Linked DNA regions of Mus musculus: regions 1, 2, 4, 5 and 6 are each linked to region 3. The links are chromatin loops, found by intact Hi-C in ENCODE. Cell type or tissue: heart. All regions are shown on one strand.

Evidence for each region. A loop is a pair of places that touch in the nucleus more often than their neighbours do. Peaks named below come from ENCODE experiments on the same cell type or tissue, not always from the same donor. Only the 100,000 strongest peaks of a DNase experiment are listed, where the experiment ranks them.
Region 1: a loop joins it to region 3, with 7 times the contacts of the local background. A loop is called at or near these places in 19 of 42 quality-filtered maps.
Region 2: a loop joins it to region 3, with 4 times the contacts of the local background. A loop is called at or near these places in 3 of 42 quality-filtered maps.
Region 4: a loop joins it to region 3, with 5 times the contacts of the local background. A loop is called at or near these places in 12 of 42 quality-filtered maps.
Region 5: it touches region 3 in a loop (3-fold over the local background); 24 of 42 quality-filtered maps call a loop at or near these places.
Region 6: a loop joins it to region 3, with 4 times the contacts of the local background. A loop is called at or near these places in 16 of 42 quality-filtered maps.

The regions. Positions count from the first base shown.
Region 1 is chr16:33,021,223-33,026,222 of GRCm38, forward strand. The region is part of intron 8 of Iqcg (IQ motif containing G); the gene reads right to left. Among named protein-coding and RNA genes, the nearest start is that of Iqcg, 32 kb to the right of the region's middle. In heart, no CTCF peak of the experiment used is centred here; a DNase peak (open chromatin) is centred at 2,749.
Region 2 is chr16:32,911,553-32,916,552 of GRCm38, forward strand. Lrch3 (leucine-rich repeats and calponin homology (CH) domain containing 3) reads left to right here and starts at 2,548. Exons shown (of 21, transcript NM_001081255.1): 1 at 2,548-2,851. The coding sequence starts at 2,590. In heart, CTCF peaks have their summits at 2,341 and 4,565 (motif pointing right); a DNase peak (open chromatin) is centred at 2,549; H3K4me3 peaks cover 2,118 bases; H3K27ac peaks cover 1,539 bases.
Region 3 is chr16:32,810,383-32,815,382 of GRCm38, forward strand. Smbd1 (somatomedin B domain containing 1) reads right to left here and starts at 64. Exons shown (of 4, transcript NM_001256309.1): 1 at 1-64. The coding sequence starts at 52. In heart, CTCF peaks have their summits at 2,766 (motif pointing right) and 2,965; DNase peaks (open chromatin) are centred at 2,809, 3,589, 4,289 and 4,929; H3K4me3 peaks cover 1,328 bases; H3K27ac peaks cover 1,309 bases.
Region 4 is chr16:32,695,285-32,700,284 of GRCm38, forward strand. Gm34766 (a long non-coding RNA gene) reads left to right here and starts at 3,383. Exons shown (of 3, transcript XR_384827.2): 1 at 3,383-3,511; 2 at 4,452-4,562. In heart, a CTCF peak has its summit at 1,997 (motif pointing right); no DNase peak of the experiment used is centred here; H3K27ac peaks cover 567 bases.
Region 5 is chr16:32,874,854-32,879,853 of GRCm38, forward strand. It overlaps Fyttd1 (forty-two-three domain containing 1), which reads left to right and starts at 2,931. Exons shown (of 9, transcript NM_027226.4): 1 at 2,931-3,143. The coding sequence starts at 3,041. It also overlaps a transcript of Rubcn not described here. In heart, CTCF peaks have their summits at 639 (motif pointing left) and 2,817; DNase peaks (open chromatin) are centred at 2,888 and 4,608; H3K4me3 peaks cover 2,933 bases; H3K27ac peaks cover 1,929 bases.
Region 6 is chr16:33,152,880-33,157,879 of GRCm38, forward strand. No RefSeq gene overlaps it. Among named protein-coding and RNA genes, the nearest start is that of Gm41447, 18 kb to the left of the region's middle. In heart, a CTCF peak has its summit at 2,332 (motif pointing left); no DNase peak of the experiment used is centred here.

The DNA.
Region 1 (5,000 bases), 210 kb after region 3:
ATGGCTGCCCATACCTCTAGTAGAAGCAGGAGGATCAGGAGTTCAAAGCCAATGTTAGCCCCATAGCAAATTCTAGTCCAGCCTGAGATATAAGATACCTTGACTGAGGGGAGAGGAGTCTTCAAATTTCTAAGTGAAAATAGATATGAATCTAAGATACCAGCCAAAGTTTCAAATAGGAGAGAAAGATGATGAGATTCAGTCTATGAAAGTTACTTGAAGATGTCCGTTTGCAAGGGAAAATAAATGGCGTGTAACAAAGGAAAAAAAAAAAAAAAAAAACAGTGAAGTGTGATTCTCATGACAGTCCCTCAGGAGGCACCAGGACTACTGGGAGGAGCCTGGGCCCTGAAGGCAGATCGCCAAGGTTCAAGTCTGGCACTCAAGTTTACTTGAATTCTTTAGTCCCCTAGCTCTCTCCACTAGTGGCTAGAGATACAACAATCTCCACACACAGCACAGCACAGTGTAGTGTAATAGTGGTAGGCTAATGGACTGACAATTGTATAAAATTGGTTTCAACACAGGATATTGGAAAGGGGGGGGCAGTAAATAAGAGTTTTAATAAAAGCAACAGGATATGCATAATGATTAATTCTACACCTAAGAGAGAGACAGTAAAACCTAGACATGTATAAAAAAGAATTTTTTTTTCTAAGATAGGGTTTCTCTATGTATTCCTGGCTGTCCTGGAACTCACTCTGTAGACCAGGCTGGCCTTGAACTAAGAAATCCACCTGCCTCTGCCTCCCAAGTGCTGGGATCAAAGGCGTGCACCATCACTGCCCAGCATACGATTATTTTTTTTTAAGATTTATTTATTTGTTATTTATGAGTACACTGTAGCTATACACCAGAAGACACCAGAAGAGGGCATCAGATCCCATTATAGATGGTTGTGAGCCACCATGTGGTTGCTGGGAATTAAACTCAGGACCTCTGGAAGAGCAGTCAGTGCTCTTAACCATTGAGCCATCTCTCCAGCCCCTATATAAAAAATTTAAAGGTTACAGCAGGGTGAGTGGTGGCGCACGCCTATGATCCCAGCACTCAGAAGGCAGAGGCAGACAGATCTATAAGTTCAAGGCCAGCCTGGCCTACAGAGCAAGTTCCAGGACAGCCAGGGCTACACAGAGAAACCCTGACTTAGAAAACAAAACAACAACAAATTTAAAGGTTGCCATTGAGCTCAAGAGATGGCACTGTTGTCCTCTTGCAAAGGACCTGTTTCAGTTCCCAACACCCATGTCCACACAGGCTCAGCAGCCTGTAACCGCAGCTCCGGGAGTCTAAAGCCATCTCTGACCTCCTGGGTACCTGCACTCATGCCCACATGCCCACATGCCCACACAGAGACACATACATAATTCAAAAATAAGTCTCAACAGCTACTAGTGAAAACCAGAAATATGTAAGTCCTAAAGTCCAGGAGCATTCAATAGTAAAATACAGAAGATTAGGTATGGTGGAGCATGTGGTAACCCAGCGCTGGGGGCAGAAGCAGGAGACCAAAAAACTGAAACAAAATGGAATCTTTCCTACGAAGACATGTTACAAAACATGACTCTGAAAGATCTGGTAAATGAAGAGCTGAATATCATTCTAGGCAGATAATGTTTCTCTTTTAAAATATGACACTCCAGAAAATAAATAAATATGACATCTCCTGCAAACACATCAAGACAAGAGAGAGAGATATCCAGTCAAGATGGCTTGGATTTTACTACACTTCAAACAACACATACAGTTTTATTCTATTTCTCTTTTGGGTTTCGGATCATAGTAAAATGGAATTGTTTTCAAGCCATGCAGCCAAGCCAGTGAACTTTGGAAGCAACACAAAAAAAAAAAAAAAAAAAAAATAGCCCCAGAAAACAAAGAGATATAAAAATCAAAGTATAGCCGGGCGTGGTGGCGCACGCCTTTAATCCCAGCACTCGGGAGGCAGAGGCAGGCGTATTTCTGAGTTCGAGGCCAGCCTGGTCTACAAAGTGAGCTCCAGGACAGCCAGGGCTATACAGAGAAACCCTGTCTCGAAAAACCAAAAAAAAAAAAAAAAAAAAATCAAAGTATATCAGCCCTAGTGGTTTATTAACACCGTACCATCCCCAGGTAGACTTTTAGGAAATGAAAGATGACTCAACATTAGTGGGTAGATTAGTACAGTCTGTAACTCTACAGAGACTGGAGGGATGGCTCAATGGTTAGGAGCCTATCCTGGTCTTGCTGAGTTTGAGCGGTCACAACCACCTGTAACTCTAGCCCCTCTGGCATATTCCACTGGCTTCCATGTGGCAGATATAAACACATACACATAAACAAACTGTCAAATAAATAAACTTAAGTAAGTGTATTTTACTTTATAGACAGAGGAGAAAAATATATCATCAAAAAATCATATTGATGGATGAAAATAATTCATCTCAGCTGGGTGTGGCGACACACCTTTATCCTGGCACTGAGAAGGTGACTCTAAATTCTTTGAGTTTGGGGCCAGCTTTGTCTCTGTGATGAGTTCCAGGTCAGCCAGGGCTATGTTATGAGATGCTGTCCTCCCACCACCACCAAAAATAAATGAATACTTGGACAAGAAACTCCTTCACATGATAAAATGTGCTCACCAGTGATCTACAGGGTAAACATCCCACTGAGTCAGGTACCAGTCACTGCCTCTCAGCTCCAGGTTCATTCAGCATGGCTGGGCATGACTGGAAGTGTTTCCTTTGGCCACCTAGCAAAATACTAAGCTTCGTCAGCAGAGGGCGCTAGAGGACACGGCAGGAGGTCTGTAGGCTCACTGTGCTCTGGCTCCCTGGTCACACTGCTAGAGCTGTGTGACACCCAGTGGCACTCATTGACCAAAACATTTAACTAACAACTGCAACATTATATCCATTATGACGAGGTAAGATTAACTCCAAGAATGTAAAGAACACAATAGCAAATCTACCCTGTTTTACTTCCACATATTAAAGGGGAAGATAATCTCAATGAATAAAAAAAGTCCACCTTCTACAACCGAGTATTCATCTGACTGAAGAAGGAGGAAAGGAGAGAGGGAGGAAGAGAAGGGGCAGAAGGGAGGAGGAGGAGGAGACAAACATTTAAGTGCACACTCCTATAATTCCAGCACTCAAGAGGCAGGAGGCTGAGGCAGGAGGATCAAGATGAGTCAGAGAACACCTTGAGCTACATAATTAGAACAATATCCAAAAAAATCCAAAACAAACAAACAACAACAAACAAACAAACAAAACCCCAGCACCTCTTGGCATCCAGGAAACCACGCACTTTCTCTAATGAGCCTGAATCTTAGTCATGGGAAAGACTTTCCTTCCACCTCCTTGGTTCCTTTCTCGGATCCTGGCAGTCAGCCCTGTGCTAGCCTTCAGAGCTCTCTTTATCCCTTCTTGGTAATCTGTCCCATATTAATAGCTCATGATCCTTTTGTTAAAGTCTGTTTAAATTGATAGTGTGATTTGTGTTATTTAAATGGATTTTAATCACACACAATTGGCACTAGGAATGAAGCTGATCCCACGCTCTAATTCACAGATGTCTTTGTAAGTCACTTGCCATACTTGCATAGCAGCCTGGTGTCATTAATGCAACAGGAGATCTGATATGGAGTGTCAAAGCAGATGCCTCTGTAGACCATGACATGACAGCTGGAGGATCGGCAGCCCCCGTATAGGAAGGAGGAGGCACACATGGCCCTGCTGGTGAAAGCAAGCAGCTTTCGAATTGGTTTAGCGATTAGCAGCTGTATTGCAGATGTGTATCAACAAAGTCTATGAATAGCAGCAGCAGCTGGAGTTACAACAGTCCCCGTGACTGTGCAAGGGCCAGGCAGCTTCTGCACAGACCAAGCAGCAAATCTAAGGCCCTGTGCTTCAGTCAGGTGTTGGAAGGCGGCGCTTACCTATGCAGTGTCATCAGGGTCACAGCAAGCCTGTGGTTTAATTTTCAGTGGAGTTGGAAAGTTCCAGGCGCTCCTACATTTGTACCTGTCCCGAATATGTCTTCCCCACTGTATATACTCAGTACTTTGGGAAGTAGCCACAGTTCGGCTCCATAGAACTCGAAAACCCACAGCAGCAGTGACTGAAGTTAAGACTCCACTTGTTGGGCTGGTGAGGTGGCTCAGTGGGTAAGAGCACCCGACCGCTCTTCCGAAGGTCTGAAGTTCGGGTCCCAGCAACCACATGGTGGCTCACAACCATTTGTAACAGGATCTGACTCCCTCTTCTGGAGTGTCTGAAGACAGCTACAGTGTACTTACATATAATAAATAAATAAATCTTAAAAAAAAAAAAAAAAGACTCCACTTGTCATCTGACTGCCTCAATCCTGCTGTGACCCGGGGCTGGCTACAGGTTTGTTCTGTGGGTCCCCATGAGTCACTGTCAACTCAGAGTTAATGCTCTCAAGAAGCCAGTGTCTAAGTCACTCCAGACTCCATAGGTCTCCTGGCTTCATGACCACCTTATCTTCGTTGTCAGCCACCAAGTGGTTTTTCAGGGTTGGACCATTCCCATGGAAGTCAGGACCTACCTTAAGGATGCCCCGGAGGTCACACCTGGCCCCCATAGGAATGCGGTCAAGTACAGAGACATTTCTCGCACTCTCCACCAGCTCACTCACTCTTTGCTTCCTGACTACCACCAGCATGGATAGCCTTCAGGGAAGGGCTTGTTCCATTAGCTCTGCCAGGTTGCCACAGTGTGCTACCTAGCTGACGTTGATAATGGATGAATCTGAAGGAGCAGATTTACCACCTGGACAAGAAAGACCCGACTCTCTCACCAACTGGCATGATACTGAGGGCCTCACAAGGATGCTGGAGAGACTCCCAAAGTCAAAGGCTTAGCTCTTCCCAGGACATCTTGAGAGGAGCAGAAAGGATAAGGACCCTAAGTTCCAGCAGGTCCTAAGGGATCACTGAGGTTAATGCCTGGTTACTCTCAGACCAAGCAGGTCCCCTGGGTTGGAAATGGGAG
Region 2 (5,000 bases), 100 kb after region 3:
GGAAATTGAACTCAGGACCTCTGGAAGAGCAGTTAGTGCTCTTAACCGCTGAACCATCTCTCCAGCCCACCACAAACCTCTTAATCAACTTATTTTGGCCTTCAGATATCTACAGACTTCATCCCGTGTTCTGAAAACCTCCAGTTTCCCCCTTACTTTTCTCTCTGTTGTTAATATATAACCTATCTACTTATCTTGATTCCCACACTTGCTTTTTGTTCATATGCTCAGGCCTCCCATATCTCCCTGGGATATGAGAGGTGTGTATAGCATCGAGTTTAATTCACTAATGGCTTCAAATCAAGTCAAACAGACTAGTTGCAGTTTACACATCTGGACAGTTCAGGACTAGGAATACCATGCTGAGATTGTAGTGGAGTGTTCATGTCAATAGGAAAAGAGGCCATATGGCTAAGAACTTGTGGGAATTGATGCAAATATAAAGTAATAGGACATTAGTGCTTTTGAAAAGGTACATCTGGCAATTCAGGTAAAATTATATAGTGTGCTTGTGGGTGTAATGTCTTGAGTGGGCACGGAGGGTAGGGAGTAGTCAGTTCTCCCCATTTACCACGGGCTCAGTGGATTGAACTTAGGTTGTTGAGTTTGTATGGTAAGATTTTTCCCCCATGACCATCTTGCCAGCCCAACTTAATCTTTTTTTTTTTTTTTTTTTTTTTTTTTTAAAGACAGGTATCCCTTTGTATCTAGGCTGGCCTGTATCATCCTGCCTCAACCTCTCAAGTACTAGGATTACAACATGCTCCTGGCTAGCTTAGTATCTTTCAAAGAATTAGAAATGTTCAGAAAGATCAGAAAATACATATATTGGGTATACATTACTTGACAAAGACTACCCATTACCATGAAGGGGCTCATTAGTAGACATTAATAATTTATTGTGGGACTTGTTGCAAAAGAAACTAGAATGTCAAATTGCTGAGAGCCAGACATGGCATCAACTATTACTTGTTTTGTGTTCTCAGGGGTTGGAAGGTCAAAGTCAGCTTGGGCAACATTGGGACTCTTATCTCAAACAAAACAAGACAAAAGGGCTGATAGAGCAGGTCTTGGAGCAACTGTTACTAATCAACTTTATTACTGAAACATTTTTACAATTTCTTGAACTCAGGAAAGTGCTTTTTGGGGGCTTCCCTGAAGTTGGGCTTTGAGTGATGAGCAGCTTCTCACACCTCATATTTTCTTTTGTGCTCTGTGATAGATTTTTCTCATCTGTGTCTTAATGTGCTCACATGCATCAAAATCATACTTGGAATTTTGCTCTCTGTCATCCTATTTTGTAACTTCAGGTTTTATTCAAAAACCTCACTCGTTCTTTTTTTTGGGGGTGGGGTGGGGTTTTGTTTTCAAGACAGGGTTTCTCTGTGTAGCCCTGGCTGTCCTGGAACTCACTCTGTAGACCAGGCTGTCCTCGAACTCAGAAATCCACCTGCCTCTGCCTCCCATGTGCTGGAATTAAAGGCGTGTGCCACCACTGCCCGACCCACCTCACTCGTTCTTGCTCTAGAGGGACTGCTTTGCCGTGCACTCTACTCAGCCCAATTGCTGTTTTCTTATTGTAACTGGCCTCCTTGGGTTCCAAAATAAAATTAGCTAATTCTTTAGAAAAGAGACTTTATCTGACAGGCCCTCGAATTCTGTACAGCAAAGTAAATTTGGTGAGTGATATTTGCATCACATATTAGGAATGGCTTGAATTTAAAACAGATTTGGAAAAATAAGAGACTGCAGGACTGGGAGGGTGGGGTTTTATTTAAATGTGAGTGGTAGTTTTCATTACTTGAATGGTTTCCGGTTTTGGTCTTTCGGTTCTAAATTTAATCCCAACATTTATTACATAGCCAGATTTCAATGTTAGATGTAAATATTATTCGTTCTGCTCTAGCTAGTGATAAAATCTGCGCAAACAGCCACAGTATTTAAGACGTTTGGTTTCATTAAGAGCTCTTTCATAAAAAGAGTTCGAAGCCAGCCTGGTCTACAAAGTGAGTTCCAGGACAGCCAGAGCTATACAGAGAAACCCTGTCTCGAAAAACAAAAAACAAACAAACAAAACAACAACAACAAATCTAAAATACATAACAATTTCAACAAGAATTAGGGACTTTGTAGCCGAATCTGCTCACACGGTATGTTTGTTTTCCCGTTCAAGAACTAATAGTATATCCACAAATTCCAGTTCAGATCATCTGGCGGTATGGTGACAAGCTGAGAGACAATTTTGGGCTTATCTCAGGGAGTCCCCTCTAAGTGCCCAAGTTTCTGGCAGCAACAGGGCTAAGGAATCTTTGCCGTTTAATGTAATCCACCACTGAGAGTTGGAGCGCTGTTAAGGACGGGTTTTGGTTTTTGTAGTGGCCTTTTAGGGAGCCCAGGGTACCGGGCTGCTCCAGCTCTGCGAAGTCGGTTCGGTTTCCCTGGAAAACCTGCTTGTGGGCGGGGCAGGCGGCTTGTTGCGCCCAGCGCGTCCGGGAGAGCTGTCCCCGGTCCGCGAGCCCCTTTCCCCGCCCACCCAGCGGATCGCGTGGCGCATGCGCAGAGCCGGGCCGGAGAGTTGTCGGCTGGGAAATGGCGGCCGCGGGCTTGGTGGCTGTGGTAGCGGCTGCGGAGTACTCTGGCCCTGTGGCGTCCGGGGGAAACCTCTCCGGTGCGACCTGTGGGCCGAGCCCTGGGTTGGGCCCTGGTCCTGGCCCGGGCTCTTGGAGCCGCTCGGTCGACCGAGCCCTGGAAGAGGCGGCGGTCACCGGGGTGCTGAGCCTGAGCGGCCGGAAACTGAGGGAGTTTCCCCGGGGAGCGGCCAACCATGACCTGACGGACACCACCCGGGCCGGTGAGCGGGGCGCGGGCATCCCTGCTACCCGGGACCCGTGGAGTGGGGGGCAGGGGGTGTGTGGCGACCGGCCCGAGGCTCCCCGGGTAACGGGGACCGCTGGCGGTACCGCGCACCCTCCCGGCCTGGCCAGACCCGGAGCCTGGGGTGCGGCAGCGCGCAGCAGCATCTCCGCTGCCGGCGAGAGGCAGTTGACGGGTGATCTTTCTTGAATCGCTCTCAGAAATCTCGGCATCAGTGCCCGCCCCGTAGACTTTTTGCCTCGCCCCGGTGTCTGCAGACCACTTTGCATTTGGGATGCCGAATTGACTTTGCTAAGAGTTGGAGCGTGGCAAGCACGTTCTTCCATCGTAGTATGGGTGACGCTGGGTGCTGCATTGTCAAAGGATCCAGGTCCGCTCTGGCGTTTTCCCTAGTGTGTGCGAGTATGTGTGTGTAATGTGGACTCTAACACTGGGAACAGCTTATTTCTCCGCCTCCGTCTGATTTACCGAAAAGTACTTGTAAAAATAGGCCATCTTTAGGTGCTCAGGACTTTCGTCTTCCATTCTTACCGCCGCCTAAGAAAACATGAAAAGAAGTAGGATATTGTCTACCACATCTATATTTGCTTTTCCCTTTAAAAACATTTCTGCGCCTTATATTGTTTAAGACAGGAAAGAGAATGGGGATTAAGTATTATTTGGTTTCCTTAGTTGTGGGAAACAATGTATGGTAACTGAGGTATTCAACATACTATATAATGTGTTCCTCTTGTGTTTTAAATATAGCTTCCTCCGGGAGTAGATTAAGAATTGAGTCCTTTTGTTTTACATAAGGGGAGGGGTCCCCTCAGAAGTAGTTTAAATGTTTTGTGTTTATGTCATATACATTGTTTCATCCTCATTCTGCTTGATTTTAAAATGTGAGAGTTAATACTTTTTCTTAGGCTTGTGTAGTCATCAAAGATTGGTAATTATTACATATTTCACTAATGTTGAAAAAATAAATAGAGCTGGTAAGATTGCTCAGTGGGTAAAAAGGCACATGCTGCTGCCAGACCCGACAGACAACCCAAGTTTGATCCGAAGAACCTACATACTGGAAGGAGAGAACTGACTCTTGCAACTTGTCTTCTGCCTTACATTGCGCACACACGCGCACATGCGCACACATACACACACACACACACACACCACTGCACTAAATATTATTTTTTAAAAAATAAAACAAAGACATTAAATTATCCCTAGAAACTATTATTTCCAAAGAAACTTTTCCTCTGCTTACTAAAGCTTATTAGTGGTAGCCTTTATTTTCAATATGATCTGAATTTTTTTCACTTGGCACTGAAGTCAGACTTGCTAAGGTAAACATGAAGAGTTACTTGAATTTTTTATGTGTATTGGTGACATCATGTAAACTTGTCATTCCTACCCCTCCCTGCCTTCTTGATTCTGCTCACGGGAGGGCTGACTGTCTGGCAGGGCGGTTTTCATATTGAGGTGAGTCATTTCAGTATTGCTGCTCTAAGCCTGAAGGTAAAGAAAAGGGTGATTATAGGAGTCTATCTAACTTATTATCTCATCTGTTCTTGAATAATTCTAGGAGCAAAAGTTTGAGCCATCAAGAAAGAAAACGTTTTATTGACAAAACCAGACATTTATTAAGAATAATATTTAATTTAAAGAAAAGGTTTTCTTATTGTTTGTTTTATTTTATGTATATGAGTGCCTTGTAGCTGTCTTCAGACACACCAGAAGAGGGCATTACAGATCCCATTACAGATGGTTGTGAGCCACCATGTGGTTGCTGGAAATTGAACTCAGGACCCCTAGAAGAGCAGTCAGTGCTCTTAACTGCTGAGCCATCTCTCCAGCCCCAAGCTTTTTTTTTTTTTTTTTTTTTTAATGTATATTATTACTCATACTTTAATGTTCTAGTTACTATATTAAATCAAAGGTTTTGTTGTTGTTGTTCTTGTTTGACACTTTATCTGGTCAAAAGTGTACTAGAAAAGGAGAGATTAAAAAGATCACAAAGTATTCTTTAACCTGTTAAGCCAGATTCATTTTTAACTTCAACAGCTCTTAGTAATTAGAACAAAAATAGTTTTAAAAAGGCAATTTAATGCCAGTGACATCATTTATTGACTGTTCACTATTTGTTT
Region 3 (5,000 bases):
GGTTTGGAATCACAGGGCCCAGCCACAGCAGGAGGAGAAAGGCAAACCACATGGCTTCAGGCTCAATAGATGCAGAAGTGCTTCAGGGATCAAGGTCCAGCTCCAATAGCTACTCACTGGAGAGCACTTGTCCAGTGTCTCCACACAGAGGAGGAGCCAGGTGACACCTGGTGATTGGCAAGGGGGTGGCACCGTGGCTGTGTGGCACAGGTGTTTCAGCTGCTGGGATTGACTTAGCCAAACAGAGGTAATTTTTATATCTTTTTATACCCACGCTCTGGGAAGAATCTGAAATGCCAAAGTGGCAGAGGGCCTCCGTGCGTATCTGACCTTCCCATTTTATAGACAAGGACACTGAGGCCTGGGAAGACAAAGGATACTTTGGACTCACACAGTTTAATATGGAGAGCTGAGGTGACAGCGCTGGTCCCCCAGCTCCCTGTCCAGTGCTGTCCCAATCAAAATGAGAGATATAGTAAGAGTGGTCCCATCAGCTACAGCAATGAGCGGGGCACCTCAGTTCCCTTGCAGAGACCCTGCGCCTGGCAGAACTGTTACAGTTCTGACATAAAGCTGAAGGTTGAGGCAAAGTCATCTCAAGGTTAAGGGATAAAGAAATTTTCCCTTAGCTCCTATTTAAAAATGCAAAGAATCGACTCTGTTGGGCATTCAGAAATGACTATGATTTGAAATTGGTTACGTCTTTGGCCCAAACAGGTTCTAATCAATCCCTGAATGCATCAGAGGCTCTGCTTTTGAAGGGATGGTGGGTGCCTAAGACAGAGAATAGCCACTCCTAACCCCACCCTGTGACCTTCCACTGGAAGCTGGTGAAAACACTCACCCTAAATCTGGGCCACACCTGGCAGCAGCCCTCGGAAAAGATCACGGACAAAGCAGGGGTTTGGGGTTTTTGGTTTGGTTTGGTTTTTTGCCTGCCTACCCTCATTCTTGCTGGCAAGTTCATCTATCCTGCTGCTGAGACATTCTTTCTCTATTAGAGCCCACTTCTTTGGGACCCCATCACAGGGTGAAGACCAGCTGAGACAGCCAGCCTCATGGATGGAACAACTGCCGGATTCTTGGCCTTTCCATCAGGCAACAGCCAATGCTGGACTAGCCAGACCAGAGCCTGTGTGCCATTTTAATAGATCCCATTTTAATATACATAAATTCTACCAGTTCTGTTTCTCTAGAGAACTCTGATATAACACCCCATTTCTCTCTGGCATTTTTACTTATGCTTTTTAAATTTATATTTTAGCTATCATAGGGGAGGGGGCACGCATACACACACGCATTTGGATGCCAAAAGACTAGTTTTGAGAATCAGCTCGCTCCTTCCATCATGGGTTCTGAGGCTCAAACTCAGGTTGTTAGGCTCACAAAGTGAGCACTTTATCCTCTGAGTGTCCTCACCTGCCCCTTCCTACCTTTATTAGATTTTTTTGTTTGTTTATGTGGCAACAACAATCACCAGGTAAAGACATGCAGATAAAGCAAATGGCGGTATGCTGAGCCTGACAGGACAGAAGGATGGAAGGAGCCTGGGCCGCAAAGGAATCACTATGTAAGCAAACCAGAGGCATCAATTGGTGTGCTTCCCCTGGGGCTCTTGAAATGTTAGGAAAACAAACTGTCTTTTGTCTGGTGTCTTGGTAGGGTTCCTGCAATGTGTAGCTGGAAGCATAATGGTATAATAATAATCTTTAAAAGTGCAGAAGCTGGGATGGAAAACTGGCTCTCAGGGAGCCAGTGGCCAAGAAGGCTATGATTTAGCGAGACCCGCTCTCTAAACTAGCTAATAAAATAGAAGAGATCTGTCTTCTCACAGCCCCAGAGGTCAAAGTCATACACCATGTGTCAGCAGGGCTCACTCCATTATTCTAGATTTGTTTTTAGAAACAAATTCCTTGGGACTTTCTACATAACCGTGACATCTGCAAACACAGATCTATCTCATTTCCTTTTCCCACCTTTTTAGAGTGGCTAGAACTTGTTTCACTGTGATGAGTTAAAGTGTTGAGAGTGGACAGCTTTCCTTTAGTCCTACTATTGGGGAGAAAGCATGCGGCTTAAGTATAATGGGAGCTGCAGGCATAATACTCATATTCCAGTGAGCTCATCGACTTCTCAGGGCCTTGGGTTGGGTTACATGAAGAGACACTTTTTTTCCTTTTAAAGACGAGGTTTCTCTGTGTATGTAGCCCTGGCTGTCCTAGAACTCACTCTGTAGACCAGGCTAGCTTTGAACTCACAGAGATCTGGCTGCCTCTGGTGTCTTGCCTCCACTAGTTCTGGGATTAAAGGTGTGCACCACCACTGCCTGGCTAGAAGGGAAATTTTTTTAAAGATTTATTTTATTTTATGTATATAAGTGCACTGTAGCTGTCTTCAGACACACCAGAAGAAGGCATCAGATCCCATTACAGGTGGTTGTGAGCCACCATGTGGTTGCTGGGATTTGAACTCTGGACCTCTGAAAGAGCAGTCAGTGCTCTTAACCCCTGAGCCATCTTTCCAGCCCTAGAAGGGGATTTTTTTTTTCTTCTCTCAGAGGTCTATGGGTGTCGCCCTGATGACTTCAACGGGGAGGGGGGGGTGTTTCCATGTAGTAGAAGCAAAGACTTAGGTGTGGCTTGTCTAGATGATTTGACTATCTCTTCACCCATCTTGCGGGGATGCCTCCCTTGAGAGCCCAAGGGGAGGAAGAGAGAGAAAACAAGTTGGGTATAACATCTGCAATACCAGCAGATGGCGCCACCAGCACAGGACAGTGTCCTTCCTCTCTAAGAGAAACTGCTTGCTGCATCGCTACTTCAAATATTTCTCAGGCATCCAGAAGGGCCACACTGCGAAGAGTCCACTCGGGTTACCCCTCCAGATGGCACAGGGACCCTCGGGCCTACGTATTTCTAAGGAAGTGGGAATAGGAAGGAAGTAGTATTTGGCTTAATTGAGGGTAGCAGATGTTCAGAAGTTGGCAGAACGTGCAGTCATTGTTTTGGAGGTGTTTGGCCATTAAAGAGGAAATAACTTGGAGGAAAGTAAACTTAAGAGATAAATATTTTTAAAATATTTATTTATTCCGACTTTTAATTAATAAATGTTTGGTGGCTGAATGTATGTGCATCCCACATATGCAGGGCCTGTAGGGGCCGGAAGAGGGCGATAGATTCCCCGAACTGGAGTTAGAGTAATTTTGAGCTGCCACGTGTGTGTTGGGAACTGACCTCAGGTCCTCTTCAAGAACAGTGAACGCTCTTAACTGTGGAACCATCTCTCTAGCCCCAGTCTGGATTTTTAAAATGGAAAAAAAAAACGTGTCAACACTTTATTATTAGTGCCTCTACTCTCGGTGAGAAGTTAAACACACAAGAAATGGCCACAAGAGATGAAGCCAAATTCTCCCAGGAGAGCACTTCATTTTCTGTGCACATTGGTCTATGGAATATTTTTGTTTGGTTTATTTGTTTGTTTATAAAATAGGGTCTGGCTATGTAGTTTGTGCTGGCCTGGAACTCAGAATCTAGTCTCAGCCTCTGGGGTGCTGGGATTACAAATTGCACCACCACACCCAGCTGGCTGGGTGGGGTCGCCTTCCAGTCTATTTGGCTTTTTAGCACAATCCACAGAGGCTTCTGCATCCTAGCCCCTGCAATTTAGCGACAAGGTAGAAGAATAGAGATGTGGCCTGGCACAGAGGAGCTCTGGCAGAGTGAGGAGGGCATCTGTTCTGGATGCCACCATTTCTTTGTGATGTGGGGTAAATGAAAGGATCCGTGGAGTGGCAGTTAGGAAAGGTTTGGGGTGGTCCCTGTTAAGAATGGAAAAGTGGGGGACTGGAGAGACAGCTCAGCATTTAAAATTGCATTTGGCTCCTGTTTGGTCCCAGTGCCCACAATGGTACTCAAACTACTAGTAACTGTAGCTTTAAAGGATGCTATGCCTCTGCCACTGGCACACACGCGTGCATATTGCTTCCCACCCCTCACAGAGTGCACACATACTTTAAAATAATAAAAAGGAATCTTTTTAAAAGAACAGAAAAGTGAACCTTCTAGAGACAGTAGACAGTAGCTTTGGCCTGAAACCTAATGTGAGAGACCATGATTTAAAAAGAGATTATTCCACATCTGTGAGCGTCCTTCCGCAGCACGGAAAGTGAAATTGGGAAGTTCCAGAAGATGTCACCAGGGATAGCGTAGACATGGGGAAGTGGGATGGAATGGCAGGAACTGACTGGGCGGTGTGCAAGGAGCTGGACTTCAGGTCACAGGGATTGAGGTGAAAGATCTTTTCAGAGTGGCCACCTTCACCGCCTTGAACGCTGGGTGTGGCTGGGCGCCCCTTGGCAGCGGCAGGTGAAGGAGGCTCGCGCATGCGTGGAAATCACTGCAGCGAGGGAACAGTACCAGCTCCCTGATCTTACAGCACTGAGGACTTCCAGAGAGACAGAGCTTTATCAAACGAGCCGGGACCCCCATACGGTGGAAGCAGAGAACCAACTCCTGCAAGTTGTCCTCTGAGCTTCACATATGCACAGTGGCACAGCCCTCCCCCCTCCCCCCCCCAATGAAAAAGATAATTAAAAAATGTAAAACCAAGCTGGCGGGTGGAAGTGAGAGGCTTGCGTTTCATTTCGTTTTGTTTTAACGACCAGCTGACCCTTTGCAACAAGGGACACGTTTCCATTGCCTCGGAAAGTGGAGGTTCTAGAGTGTGGGCTCTTTATAGCTGAAGAAAACAGCAAAGGACCTGTGTCTCTTAAAAGTGACTTACATGGTCAGAGTTTGGGGAAAGCACTGTGGCCTCTCATAACTGTGACCTTCTGGTAACGTGAGCAGAGGGAGTGCCTGGGACGGAGGACCTGTGCATTCCTGGATAACTTGAGCTTGGTCTATAAAAAGGAGACTCCGCTGAGCAGCTAAGCCTCAAGAGACATAGCAGGCGGGAGGGGGCTGGGGAGAAAGGACAGGGTTGAGTCGTGGGGGAGGGGA
Region 4 (5,000 bases), 120 kb before region 3:
GGAATTGAACTCAGGACCCCTGGAAGAGCAGAGCCAACTCTCCAGTTCATGAAGTTTTTTTTGTTTGTTTGTTTGTTGTTTTTGTTTAACAGTCACAGAATATAAAAATTGATAAATCTAGGCACTTTCCAGATACATCAGCAGAAATATCAGCTAGACGGCTTATTGCAAATCGAGGAGACCTCTGTAACCTTCAGATGCCATCTGCCGTCCTTCTTAGCTTTTGGGTTGGTGGAAGCCAGCAGTCTATGACCACATCACCGTAAGTTCATGTGATAGCCACACAGTTACACAGATGTTAGGCCATATCTAGCCAATGATTACCTAAAAAGGAGCTAAAGATAGCCCAAGATGTCTCAGCTCCAGATCTGCAATAGTCCAACTCTCCACCTTCGCTCTGTAGAGTTGTTAACACAGGGATGACTGTTGTCTGGGTACAGCAATGAGTCACTTCTCATTCCACTTTACTTCTTTTAATATTTCATCTATCTGCTATGATTTTTCTCTTTATGTTCACGTCAAGAGTATTTCTTTTGTTGGAGCATGGTCATCATGGCTGTTGGGTACTGATATCTGCCTCCTTCACAGCAGTTACCTGTCAAGTGCTTGTCTCGTGAGAAGCCAGGTTTCTCTGGACTCACGTGTACTGAGCAGTTTTTGGTTGGGACACAGACACCGTGTCTATTATAAACACGGCCATACCTAAGATGCATAGAGAAATGCTTGTGTGTTCGTTGGTTTTAGCAGGTGATTGTAATTTAGGGTACATATTTCTCTATAATATGTATAGCAGGTATGTATGTGTGCACGTGGGGTGGATGCCAAAGGTCAATGTCCGCTACCTCCTTCAGTGGCTTTCCACTTTTGAAACAAACAAAAAAAAATAAAACAAACAACAACAAAAGACTGGGTCTTTCACTGAGCCTGGAGCAGAACTCACTCGTTTGGCTAGGTTGACTGACCCTTAGCTCCAGGAACCAGCCTACCTCTGTCTCTCCCACGTGGGGGTCAGGGTCACAGCTAACATGCAGCTGAGCCCAGCTTTAAATGTTTTGTTTTTAAAATTACATCTCTCTGTCTCTCTGTCTCTGTCTCTCTGCCTCTCTCTGCCTCTCTCTGTCTCTCTCTGTCTCTCTCTATCTCTGTCTCTCTCTGTCTCTCTCTGTCTCTCTGTCTCTGTCTGTCTCTCTGTCTCTCTGTCTGTCTGTCTGTCTGTCTCTCTCTCTCTCTCTCTGTGTGTATCTCATACTGTGGCGTGAGTGTGGAGGATATCAAAGATGATGTAATCTGTCCTCATGTGTGACTGCTAGGTGTCTCCCCCCACCCCAGCCCTCACCTGATCTTCTTTCCCTCAGTTTCCCAAGTACTCACTGTGGACAGCGCCCATCTGAGGCTCAAGCAAGCCAGAATGGGGATGGGTAAGGAACCTTAGTAGGTAAGGGTGCTTGCTGTGCTAGCGAGAATGTGGGTCCCAGCACCACATAAAAAAGATGGGCATGTTCACACATATGCCTCTAACCCCAGTGCTGTGGGATTGGGTGACTGGGTCCAGATCTAGGTTCAGTGAGAGACTCTGTCTTAAGGGAGTAAGGAGAAGAAGGATAGAGAGGCCCCTAACCCTTTTAGGCCACAGGCACACCCACATGCATACACCCTGGAGAGTGGAGTGCACTTTAGAGTGTGAGAAACCCGGGTCAAGAACAGTTAGAAGGTCCGATGCCCGTGTCTAGTGTGGGCACCTGGGACTGGCACCACACTGGCAGTGCTGTGAGAAGTTCCAAGAAGCTAACGGCTCTTGGTGAGGTGCCAGAGAAAACAGACAACTCCCTCAATTTTGCACAGTGGTTGAGTTCCTGGAAAATTCAGGTTGTCTAAAAGATGTACAAACCTTCCTTTGTTCCATATACTACAGGACATTTTTTCTCAGGCATCCCTGTCCTGTGTTGTGGGGGGTCCCTGCCCTTGTGACCCCGGCATTGTGATAAAAATAGCTCTTGAACTTCTCAACTTGTCCCCTAGGGGGAGCTACTGTCCTCCATTAGAATGCATGTCTTTTCTGATGACTACCTGTGCTTGGAATTCTCTATTTATTGGATCCTTTCAGTCGGCTTAAGATGTCAGTGCTCTTCTCAAATTCAGCGAGATGGTGGTGGCACATGCCTTTAATCCCAGCACTGGGGAGGCAGAGGCAGGCGAATCTCTGAGTTCAAGGCCAGCCTGGTCTACAGAGTGAGTTCCAGGGCAGCCAGGGAGGTTACACAGCTGATAAGTATGGGTCTCGATCTAGGATGATCTACATCCAAACTCCTATTTTCCGCTCCAGGTTACTTCTAACAGTAAAGAATAACTATGTGTTGGGCTCAAAGGAGCCTGGTTAACTTGAGGCTGAGAGCTGGCAGGCCCTTTGGAGCCACAAATGCCTAGCAAAAGCAACCTAAGCAATGGTCAACTTCGGTTCATGATAGAGAGATTATGGGGCACAGAGCATGAGGTAGCTGATCACTTAGCATCTCCAGTCAAGACATGGAGAGACATGCATGCATGTCTGTGCACCAGATGCATGCAGTACCCTTGGAGACCAGAAGAAGGTGACAGATCTCTAGAGATTGGAGTTAGCTGCCATGAGGTTTCTGGGACCTGAAATTGAGTCCCCTGCAAGAGCAAGAAGTGCTCTTAACCCCTGAGCCATCTCTCCAGCCCTACATTAACTTTAGCTGTGCGTGTGCGTGTGCGTGTGCGTGCGTGCGCGTGCGCGTGCGCGTGTGCGTGCGTGTATGCGTGTGTGTGTGTGTGTGTGTGTGTGTGTGTGTGTGTGCGCATGTGTCTCAGTGCATGTGTGGAGGTCTGTTCTCTCCTGTCAGGGATTGACCTCAGGCTTGGTGACTAGTACCACAGTGATGGCCTTGGTGAGACTTTTTCCAAAAGCAGTCCATGCTGTTCTGGCAAGCAGCCAGGATTAGACCAGGGTTAGTGCTTTGAATTAGCCTGACCTTGAACCAGCTGTTTGGCAGGTGACTACAGGAACCATCAAGCCGTGGGATGAGGTGGAGAAGGGAGACTGGGGAGGCTCAATTCCCCATTGCAGGGTCTCCCAGACTGAGTGTGAGCCAGAGCGTCGGTGTGCTACGCCTGCGGAACCTTGCTAGGGGTGCCCCGCTGGGGAGGCCTGGCTTGGGGGTGCCCTGCTGAGGAGTCCTTGCTGGGGTGCCCTGCTGGGGGTGCCTGGCTTGGGGGCACCCTGCTGGGGAGGCCTTCCTTAGGGGTGCCCTGCTGGGGCTTTCCTGCTGGGGCACCCTGCTGGGGAGGCCTTCCTTAGGGGTGCCCTGCTGGGGCTTTCCTGCTGGGGTGCCCCGTGTGTGCTTCTTCCTGCTGCAGAACCACATGCTACCTCTGGCATTGGATTTGGCGGTCTGAGGGTGTGTAAACGTGTGTGACCCTGTCGCGCTGGCCCAGAGGCTTCAGGAAGCAGTCATAAAGTTGGAACTGAATGCTGCGGGTCACCCCAGGGGAAGTAAGTGATTGAGACAAACCAAGGAGGAAGAGCAGAGAGGGGTGAAACCGCCATGCAAGTCTGAACCCAAGGGAAGGAGGAAGAGAAGGCAGAGAGGAATGTCTGCTGGCTCTGTCATTTAAGGACCATTGTGCTTGCCTCTCCTCCCTGTCACTGCCTGAGAGGCACTAAGTGGACACTGCCTTGCAAACATGTAATGGGGCTCATAGGTCTGCAGAGGGCCTGACAATCTAAAATCCTTTCCCACAGACGTCTCACCAGCGTCCTGACCGGGAACATTAGGTCTCTGAGCTGTGACTACCTGGTACACCCCACACATGCACAGTAAACTCTGAAAGGAAGCACTTGATTCACTGATCGATTCACTTTGAACAAATTCCTGTAGATGGGCCAAGGGGAAGACAGTGCGAATGACCTGGGGCCGGGCGGAGCTTACTTCCCAGGGGACACAGCCACTTTTTGTGCCCTCCCTTTGAGAAGTCCCAGCGGGACTGAGGGAGGGCTCTAAACAGAGCACTTCAGGGAGGAGGAAGATACCTGGGCAAGCCAAGGACACTCTCAGGGCTCCATGTCCAGGTGTTTGCAGCTGTGGGTCTGCTCTTCAGGCACCATTAAGGTCTCCTGCGCTGTCTTCCTGTCTGGCAGCTGCCGCTGTCCCTTGGATATGGTTAGGCCAGACTAGTGTCGTAAAATGCACTTGGACTTCAACGACACACTGTGAGAAAAGTGTAAGCTGTCTCACACATAAATTTTACATCACTATGTTGAGATAATAATATTTTAAATAGACTGTGTTAAGTAAGAATTATTAAGATTGATTTTATCTATAATTTTTTTTTACAGTTAATGTGGTGAATAAGATATTTAAGATTCTATTTCCATTCTGTCTCTGCTGCACAGCACTGCCCTGCACCCGAGCTCACATATCCTTTTCCCACAGGACCTGTGGTGGGAAACGTTGCAGCCCCTCTGCCTTCGTGGAACAGTTGCTCTTCAGAGACCATATGGGATGCAATTGCATGAAGATTCTCTACTGAGATCTCACTGCTTGGTGAGCTTCCAGAGTCCTCTGGAATCCTGCCCTAAGAGCTTCAGGTCTTCTGCCTCAGGGCACAAGGGAGCTCCAAGGTTGACCTTCCGTGTAGTCAGAGATGGGGATACTTGAGTCATACGGAGTAGCCTAGATGTCACAGAGCCAGGGGACTCATTGTGTATGGATGGAGAGAGCCAAGACTTTGATGTTGAGGAAAACCCTCATCTGGGAGGAGAAGGAAGAGGGAGAGGAAACAGGAAGTGAACAGACCAGTCAGAGAGTGATTTAGGAGCCAGAGTGGCTCAGCCTGAGGAGGTCAAGAGGTGAATAGGACTCAGACCAGGAGGAACACCTCCAACAGAGTGTCCTGATTACTTAAAAGGTAAGCCATTCCATGTTAGCCTGTATTGTTCATATGGTCGCTGCTGAGTCCTGCCTTGTCTAAGAGTCAATAGT
Region 5 (5,000 bases), 64 kb after region 3:
AAATTTCAAAATCTAAACACACCTGTTTTGTTATATCAAATGCATGCTTTCAAAATCTAAATGCCTTAACTTTTTCATGTAGATTAGAAAGAAGATTAGAAACAAGATGGGCTGGTAAGATGGCTCAGTGAGTGAGGGTGCTTGCTGCTAAGTCTGACAATAAGAGTGTGATCCCTACATGGTAGAAAGAGAGAATGGACTCCCACAAGTGGTCCTCTGATTCCACACGTGCCATGTTACATGTGCTCACATACATGCACACCACACACACATATACAGTCAATCAATCAATCAATAATAAATGTAAACAGACTTTCCAAGCTGGGTATGGTAGTGTACAATTGGCACTAAGAAGGCAGAGGTGAGCTGGGCGTGTGACGCACGCCTTTAATCCCAGCACTCGGGAGGCAGAGGCAGGCAGATTTCTGAGTCCAAGGCCAGCCTGGTCTACAGAGTGAGTTCCAGGACAGCCAGGGCTGTACAGAGAAACCCTGTCTCAAAAAACCAAAAAAAAAAAAAAAAAAAAAAAGCTGGGCTGGAGAGTTGGCTCAGCAATTAAGAGCACTGACTGTTCTTCCAAAGGTCCTGAATTCAAATCCCAGCAACCATATGGTAGCTCTGTAATGAGATCCATCTGCAATGAGATCGGATGCCCTCTTCTGGTGTGCCTGAAAACAGCTACAGTGTACTTACATTAAATAAATAAATAAATAAATAAATCTTAAAAAAAAAAAAAAGAACCAATCTACAATTCTTTTCTGTAGTTTACTTCTACAAATGAGCAGAGAGTGCAGAAGTTATAACTAATGGCAGAGGGCTAATGCAGGGAGAAACATCTTGTGCTTAGAGCATCTCAGAAATGTAAAGATAGGGTTTCTGGCCTCAAACTCAGAGATCTGCCTGCCTCTGCTGGGATTAAAGTTGTGCACCACCACCACCACCCAACTCAGGGTTGTAAAGACTCTTAGGATAACTTATGCAGACTAAGGCCTATAGCATTCCATAAGGTAATATAACAAGTGACGGAAGAGAATGATAAATGCTGTACTCAATAAACCCAGGAACGGTAGAAGCTTTCTTGTTGGGTGGTTTGGTTTTGGTTTGGTTGTTTTGAGACAGCCTCACTGTGGAGCTCTGGCTGGTCTGGAGCTCTGAGATCTGCCTGCCTCTCAGTACTAAGTCCAAAGGTGCCTGGCCTCATCCACACTCTTCTTTACAATCTAGCTTCCCCAGTTGCTAGCAGTTCAAGGGGTTGGGGTTGGAGAGTAAAATAGCAAACCCAAGGACCTTGTGGCAAAAGCATCAGCTATTCTACTATTCTACGTGCCAGATTTTACTGTTGAATCTTGCTGAATTCAAACTTTTTACCATTAGTTTCTTGTATGCCCTCATAGGTGTGTGCTATGTTAACTGACTATATACAGTTACAGTTTTGCCATGGGAAAGAAAACCAACTTGACTTTTGCTGTTGTTTTGAGACAGGTAATCTTTACATAGCCCTGATTGTCCTGGAACTATGACCTGGCTTGTTTACAGCTTACAGAAATTCACTCACTATTCTTTGCCTCCCGAGTATTGCAATTAAAGGCACTGCAAAACACACCTGGCCCAACTTGACTTTTGAGAATAAGGGATTGTATTTCTCAAATTCTCAATAGAAAATTATACATTTCCTCAAGATAAGACTACTATGATTCATCAAACACCCCAAAACATCATGCTTTTGGATGGAATCACGAATTAAGAGTGGCCTTTTCTTTTAACCATATCGTAAGAAGCATTAGTATGTAGTTTTAAGATGGATCAATAGCTGTCACAATCTTTACTAAAAAGGGTAGATACAATATAACCAGGTCTCAGCTGGTAAAAGTTAGAAAATATGTTATTAATAGATGCAATTGTACATGATATGAAGTGTTTTAAAGTATGGAAGCTCCAAGCAAAAAATAGTAAAATGTGTCACGGCTGTTGAATTTGCAAATCACATGGATTGTGACATTACTAAATTAAATATAGGATAGTGTGGTTTTCAGATTTCTTGGGTCACTACAAAGCTAGCTCAGGTCTCTACTAAAGAAATTTTAGGAAGTGAAGAAAACGGTGGCAGAGATTTCTACACGAACAGAACACTTGACGCTGTTTTTTTTTCCTTAGATGAAAATGCCTGAGATGGTTTTGAGCTGTTATGTGGGGGATGGAATAACAGGCATGCTTCCACGCAGGTGCGTTGTAGAAAATAAAGTAAAAAAAAAAGGGGGGGGGGGAATAACATTTCGTAAAGGGGAAACGAATTATTAAGCTGGAATGGAAACATTAAGTTTTTCTATAAAGACGATTAAGGAAAATATATATATTTCGCCACTCAATTGAGTAATAGAAAAACGCAACCAAATAAACAGAAGTACTTACCCTCCCAAGGGAAGATGAGGTCTTACTAAGGTAGCTAGTACCGTGCCAAATGTTTATAGAGTGCCAACTGAGACAAGGCACAGATACATTAGCATTTACTTTTATTGTTAAGGTGACTCAAGAACTGTCACTGCAGCCTTTGCTATCAGACGTGGCAACTCAGGGACAGGGGAGCTGGGACCCATCGCTGCAATCTCGGCTCGCAGGGGTCTGTCCAGCCTCCGTAGGCTGCACTGCAGAGGGGCGTGCCGGGCCTTTCCGCAGCAGGACGGGCCGGAACAGCAGGGCCAGGCTAGTCGTTCAGACTCGGTTTCGGAGGCGCTGCCAATGGTGTGGACCGTCGAGGCGCTAGGACAGCCGCTATTCCCGGCGCCCTGGGCTGAGGCTCCAGGACGGCGCCCCGCACCGGTAAGGGCCGCTAGGCGCCAGTTTCGCGTGGGCCGCTCTAGCCGCCCGCAGCTCGTCTCGGTAGTCCCTCTCCCCCGCCCGCTGCTGGGAGGTGGGAGGGCGAGGACGCCGCCGGCGCGCGTGCGCGCTCTGCGCTGCAGCTAGTCTGCGTGCGTGAGTGGGAGGCGGCGGGCCTGCGACTCTGGCCTTCCCGGCTGACTGCTCCGACGCCGCAACCCCAGTCATGAACCGGTTTGGCACCCGGTTGGTAGGAGCCACGGCGACCCCGCCGCCGCCACCGAAAGCACGAAGCAATGAGAACCTGGACAAAATCGATATGTCCCTGGGTGAGAGACCAGGGTGGCCGCGTCGTGGTGGGGGGAGGGGGCGGGAGGCACGGTGGGGGAAGGGGCGGTTGACCGCGGTTGCCTGTCCGGTTTGGTCGCGCGTGGGCGGAACCGGCGAGGACCCCCCCCCCCCGATGGGACGGGAGCGACCCCGGTGTGTCCCACCCCCGGGGGTAGGGAGGGGTCGTAACAAGGACTGGCCGGGCCCGGCGGTCCGCAGGGTCCGTAGCTGCTGTCTTCTTTCCCCGCAGGACGGAGTCTCTTGGGCTACCCGGGCCGGCGTGTGCTCACCCACCCGGGGCTTTTCCTTTTAAAGGGTCTTAGAACCAGCCTGGGGCTGCAACTGACTAAAGCCAGCAACCGCGAGAATAGCTTGTCTGGTGTGAATGCCCAGAAGTGCGCTGGGCACGGGCGATTTCCAACCGGCGCCTCCCCTGGGAACGCCGGGGGTCCCGGACGCGGTCCCTGAACGGCCGCTCGGAGGGGTCGTTAAGCGTGAACCGTATTACTGAGTTTGATTAGGTGTTTACTGAAGCGTGTTCTCTAGCACGGTTTCAAAGTTAGCCAGTTGGGGGTGGGGAGGGAGAGATGTACGCAGATTGATAAAATGTCAGGTAGAACATGGGGTCCCGTGTACATAAAAAGGATGCCGTGGTTTGCTGATGATTATGTAAGAAAAGCATGAGGATTGTTTTTTATTTTCGAAAAAAAAAATAATTCCAATCCAACAGTATGAGGGCTTCTGTTTGGTTTGGCTTAGCAAATCCAAAAGTAATTCCTTCTTTTCTTTTCTTTTTTTTTCTTTTGTAGAGTCAAGTTATGTATGGTACTGGATAGAATCAGTGCTCTCTTTCTTTTTCCTCTTTCCGGGTCTCTTCTCACCACACTGCCCCTCTTGGATATTTTAAAATACCTGAATACTGAACTTGTGTTTCTTTTCTAATGGAAGGCTATCCTGGGCCTCAGAAGCCCAGGGACCATACAGCTGAAGAGGGGAGCAGGTGTCCCAGTGGAAGGGCATCCTGAGACACTGGTGCCCAGGAACCACACAGCTCTGAAAGGAAACCTTCGCAGCTCCCAGGGGAGGGTATTCCCAGCTGAGCTGAGGAGCTCAAGAGTCTCAGACCTACTCCACTTGTTTGCTTCTCTTCATTGCTTCTTGGCTTCTTATCAGTCACACCAGGCAGCAAATCGCATAAAAGAGATTTATTGGTAGATCCAGAGAGAAGAGGGACGAATCCAGTAATGGCTGCCCTCTGCTCCCACTATAGGACAACAGGGAATTGGACAAAAGGCAAGGGCTTATATAGGGTTTCTTAGGGGGATAGAGCTTTTCCGGACAGATTTCCAGAATAAGTATTGGTGAGTTTTCCTACTCAGGGATTGGTTAGGTTTTGTGGGAAGCTCAGCGATTGGTGGGTTTTTCCTGCTCAGGGATTGGTAGATTTTCAACCTTTTTCTCTGCCTTGGGGCCCATGGGTTAGGATAGGAAGTCCTTTCCGACCGACCAATCGACCACAGGCCCCTTTGGCTGAGATGCCATCACGGAGAGGCTGGAAAGGAGCTGTGGACTGCCACGGTGGGACAGCTTCTGCAGCAGTATTTCGGGGTGGCACGTTTCCTTTTCCACCTCTAGGCTTTAGGCTGAGGTGGAAAAGGAGATGCACCACAGCGATGACTCCTGTGACAGTTCTAGGCTGAGGAGGTGACAAGATGCCTCCATTTTGTCTGCTCCTGTGGGGACATCTTAAAATGGCCCTAGGCTGAGGTAGGAAGGAGGAACTGGCTGCTTAGGGACTACAGAACTTAGATGTAACCTATTCTGAGGATGTTGTTTAGGGTAATCCTGGGCCTGGA
Region 6 (5,000 bases), 340 kb after region 3:
CTTGCTGTTTTATACGGCACTATCCTGTTCTTCATTCCCCAGGTACCCAACTGCAGAGTGCTCTCTGCCCACCCTACCCCTCAAGCCCCTCGTTCTGTCTGTGTGTATCACCCAGAAGCAAGGATGTTCTGTTTTGTCCCTGCTCAGTCACGATTCATGTCTCTTGGGTAGATCACACTTGGTCATCTTCTGCTTCCTTAGACAGCACAGATAGATACCCTGTGTAGATCCATCTTAGCAAGTATGCTTTGCTTGCACGGCCTCTGGTGGCCACAGAACACTGGTTTCAGGTTTTCCTGCCCACAAGGAGCTCACTGGCACGGGGTGGAAAGCTGGGCATTGGGAATTGTAGGTTAGACAGCCATAACTTTGAACTACTTGAGAACATAGCCATCACTCTCAGGAAAATTCATCAACAGTGGTAGTGGTGGTGGTAAGGGGGGAGTAGAGCCCTCAGGCAAGCAGGGCAGCAACCTGGTGGCTCTGTGGTTCTGTTCTAGGTACATCCAACAGCTGTGTCATGTGACTGCCTTTGAGTTCCATGAGATAACACCATTACAGAGACTTCTAAAGACTCTCCCTTTTCCCTTCAGCCAATTTTAGCTGAATTTTGTTGACAGCCAGAGAATGTCAGCCAATTTAAAAAAAAAAAAAAAAAAAGATTTCTGGGGAATTGTCTCTGGAGAAAAGCTGTTGACAAGGACGCTTCTGGGTACCCTCTGCCCTTTCATAGGACAGAGGCCAGAAAGCCTGTCTGTGTTTGCTGTGTTGACTGCCTGTCTGTGTTTGCTGTGTTGACTGCCTGTCTGTGTTTGCTGTGTTGACTGCCTGTCTGTGTTTGCTGTGTTGACTGCCTGTCTGTGTTTGCTGTGTTGACTGCCTGTCTGTGTTTGCTGTGTTGACTGCCTGTCTGTGTTTGCTGTGTTGACTGCCTGTCTGTGTTTGCTGTGTTGACTGCTTTTGGGGTTTTGTTGATTTGAATTGCTGACCCTTCCTGCAGCTAAGCTTTGAAGCTGAGTCTCATGCAGTGAGAACTAGCCTGGAACTGACCTTGGACTCCTGATCCTCCTGTCCCCACCTCGTCCACGGTGGAGAGGTGTCAGGAAAGGAACTTGAGGTGAGAACTGAGCCTCAAAAGATCCCTTTGTCTGGGCTTCCTGTTTTCTGGAACCAAGACGCATGCCCTCTAACAAATTAATAATCCGAATATTTATGCAGTGAGTGCCTGTGAGTCTGTTACTGAGGATGCAGGTCATCTTTCATCACCTCCTTCATTTTACTATATCATGTGTTCACATTCGAGTTTGCATGCCCGTGTGCACTGCGTGTAAGTCAGAACAACTCATAGGTATCCGTTCTCTTCTACCACGTGGGTCCTAGAGATGAGCTCAGATCACCACTGAGCCATATCGCAGGCCACAACCACCTTCTGAAGTGGTCAGGTGCAATTATATGGACACAGCCTTGGGCTGGGGGCACCTGAGGGAAGGGGTCACATCCCTGCTTCTGGGTGTTTCCTGGTTCCTCCTTGTGTGAATCATTCTTTCCCATGTCTGCAGGGATTCTCAGGAGTCTCCCGGCTGGCCGCAGAGCATCCAGGCTGCCCACCCTGCTCACCCAAGGAAGAGCCCTGTTGTGGCAGAGGAGTGGCAGATGGGACTCTTAACAGGGACACCTCCTCTGGAGTCCGTGCACCTGCCCATTCCTCTAAGCCCTGCATCCTGATGCGGCCTTTCCCTAGGGCAGGCAGGGAGCTGGCAGACAGGCCAAGCTGCTCCTGTTTTAGTCAGGTCACTTCTGAGCAGGGTAGCCAGACTTCAGCCAGCCGTGTCTCACAAGCACAGCAGCACAAGATGAAGCTGCAGGCCTGGCGTGGTGGCGCACGCCTTTAATTCCAGCACTTGGGAGGCAGAGACAGGCGGATTTCTGAGTTTGAAGCCAGCCTGGTCTACAGAGTGAGTTCCAGGACAGCCAGGGCTATACAGAGAAACCCTGTCTCGAAAAAAAAAAAAAAAAAAAAAAAGAAGCTGCAGGAAAAACCAAACACACCCACCCATAGCCTGTAAACCTCTCCGTCCGGTGCTATCTCCATGCAATCTATTTTTGTATGACTCCCTCTGTCTGCAGCCGCTGTTTAGGGAACTTTCAATAATGTATGAGAAGACACAAACACATTCTCCTACTTTAAAAAAAAATCAATAGATAGGGGCTCAACAGTTAAGAACACTGTTCTTACAGAGAATCTGGTTCTAAACCCAGCACGGAAAAGGTAGCTCACAACCCTATTTAACTCCAGGTCCAGTGAATCTGATGCCCTCTGCTGGATTTTTTGGGTACAAAGAGCACGTGTGGTACACAGACATATATGTAGGCAAAACAGCCATACATAAAAAATAAATACATTATCAAGGAGCTGAGTATGAGTATTGGCTTTTGGATGGGGACAGGTGGAGGTCAAGATGTAGGCAGCTGAGACCCCCAGTTCAGGTGGTAGATCCGTTCAGGGATCTGCTACCGGAGGATTTAACTTAGAATGGCTTACAAACTAGGATGCTAGTTGTTGTGCTCAGCGATTGAGTTACCTGTTGATTGGGGGCGGGGGGGGGCGGAGAGAAGAAGCTGAGTATGGTTAGCACACACCTTTAACCCTAGCACTCAAGAGGCAGAGGCAGGTGGATCTCTAAGTCTGAGGCCAGCCTGGTCTACAGAGTGAGTTCCTGGGCAGCCAGGGCTACACAGAGAAACCCTGTCTGGTGGGGTGGGGTGGGGTGGGGGGGGAAGCAAAACCATAAACAAACAAAGATCCCACTGTCTGCAAGGCTCCTATGCCAGCTGTTCTGTACACATCTTTGTTAGGTCTGAATGAAGCCCAGGACAAATGGTGCCTATTGGCATATGGAAGAGCATGCTGGCCCCCAGGCTCTCACTGCATTGTGAGTGCCTGTTCCAGAGTCCGTGCTGGCATCCAGGCTTCTCTCAGCTCTTCTTACCCCGCCCCCTTCCCTAAACTCCTCGCTCTTGGGTTTCCCTACCCCAACTTCACATCCCCACATAACCCTGCCATTTCAGTTTTGCGTCCTTTTGTGCTCTTGGTTCTCTTGGTTTCTGTCTTAGTCAGGGTTTCTATTCCTGCACAAACATCATGACCAAAAAGCAAGTTGGAGAGGAAAGGGTTTATTCAGCTTACACTTCCATACTGCTGTTCATCACCAAAGGAAATCAGGACTGGAACTCAGGCAGGTCAGGAAGCAGGAGCTGATGCAGAGGCCATGGAGGGATGTTCTTTACTGGCTTGCTTCCCCTGGCTTGCTCAGCCTGCTCTCTTATAGAACCAAGACTACCAGCCCAGAGATGGCACCACCCACAAGGGGATCTCCCCTTGATCACTAATTGAGAAATGCCTTACAGTTGGATCTCTTGGAGGCATTTCCCCAACTGAAGCTCCTTTCTCTGTGATAACTCCAGCTGTGTCAAGTTGACACACAACCAGCCAGTACAGTCTCTCTTGCCTCTCTCTCTCTTCTTTTACTTCCTCCCCAACCCCTCTTTTCTCGTGACCCTGTTCGATTGACTGGCCATATCTAGTCTACTAGTTTCTCTGTTCTGGACTTAGAAACCTCTGGTGGTCCTCTCCCTCATATCTTCACTACATGCCTCCTCAACCATCCCTTGGGCCAGTGGTGTCCTCATGTCACTCTGTCTACACACAGTCTGTCAGTACCGTGAAGCCGTGAGCAGGACGTGGAGCACAACGATTCTCTGTAATATTTCAGGTCAGGAAAGCAGAGAGCTCCTGCTTGTCACGTGGGTCCTAAGCAGCGGCCACTGTGGAGCCATGGGGTCCCCTTCCCAGGCTCTATCAGTGGGAAATGCCACTCAGCCAACCCATCCACGTGAACTCCAGATCCGAAAATCTGACTTGAGGCAGAGGTGCTTTCTTTATATTATGTTAATTTATCACATGTGTGTGTATGCATGGGTGAACACACGTGCAATAGCCTGTGTGTAGAGGTCAGAGGACAACTTTCAGGCGTTGGCTCTCTCCATCCACCACGTGGGTCCCAAGGGTTGAATTCTTGTCATTAGGCACCTCACTGCACCACAGCTACACATTTTTTTTTTTGAGATAGGGTTTCTCTGTGTAGCCCTGACTGTCCTGGAACTCACTCTGTAGACCAGGCTGGCCTCAAACTCAGAAATCTGCCTGCCTCTGCCTCCCAAGTGCTGGGATTAAAGGCATGCGCCACCACGGACCAGAGCAACACTTTAAAGGAATGGAGCTTGGAGCATCTTCTCCCAGGACCCTGGGACTTCGGGCTTTGCTTTTCTCTGTGTGGGTGTCTGGGGCTTTCATGGTCCTGGCCGATAATAGCAACCTTCCCCACCATACCAGTTTCCTTTACTCAGAATTTTACTTTACAACCCAATGTTTCTTTGGACAATTTGAGATATGGTACTTGTTATGGTCTGTATATGCTTGGCCCCGGGAGTGGCACTATTGGAATGTGTAGCTCTGTTGGAGTAGGTGTGGCCTTGTTGGAGTAGGAGTGTCACTGTGGGTGTGGGCTTTAAGACCCTCATTCTAACTGCCTGGAAGCCAGTCTTCCACTAGCAGCCTTCACTTGGAGATGTAGAACTCTCAGCTCCTCCTGTACCATGCCAGCCTGGATGTTGCTATGCTTCCCCCTTGATGATAGTGGACTGAACCTCTGAACCTGTAAGCCAGTCCCATTTAAATGTTGTCTTTTATAAGAGTTGCCTTGGTCATGGTGTCTCTTCACAGCAGTAAAACCCTAACAATGACAATATTTTTTTAAAAAAAGAGAGAGTTTTATTTATTTTTATTTTATGCATATGAATGCTTGCTTGCATAAATATATGTGCACCACTTGAGTGCCTGTTGCCTGCAGAGCCCAGAAATGGCATCAGCTCCCCTGGAACTAGAGTTACAGATGGCTCTGAGCCACCATCTAGGTGCTGGGGACTGAATCCGGGTTCTC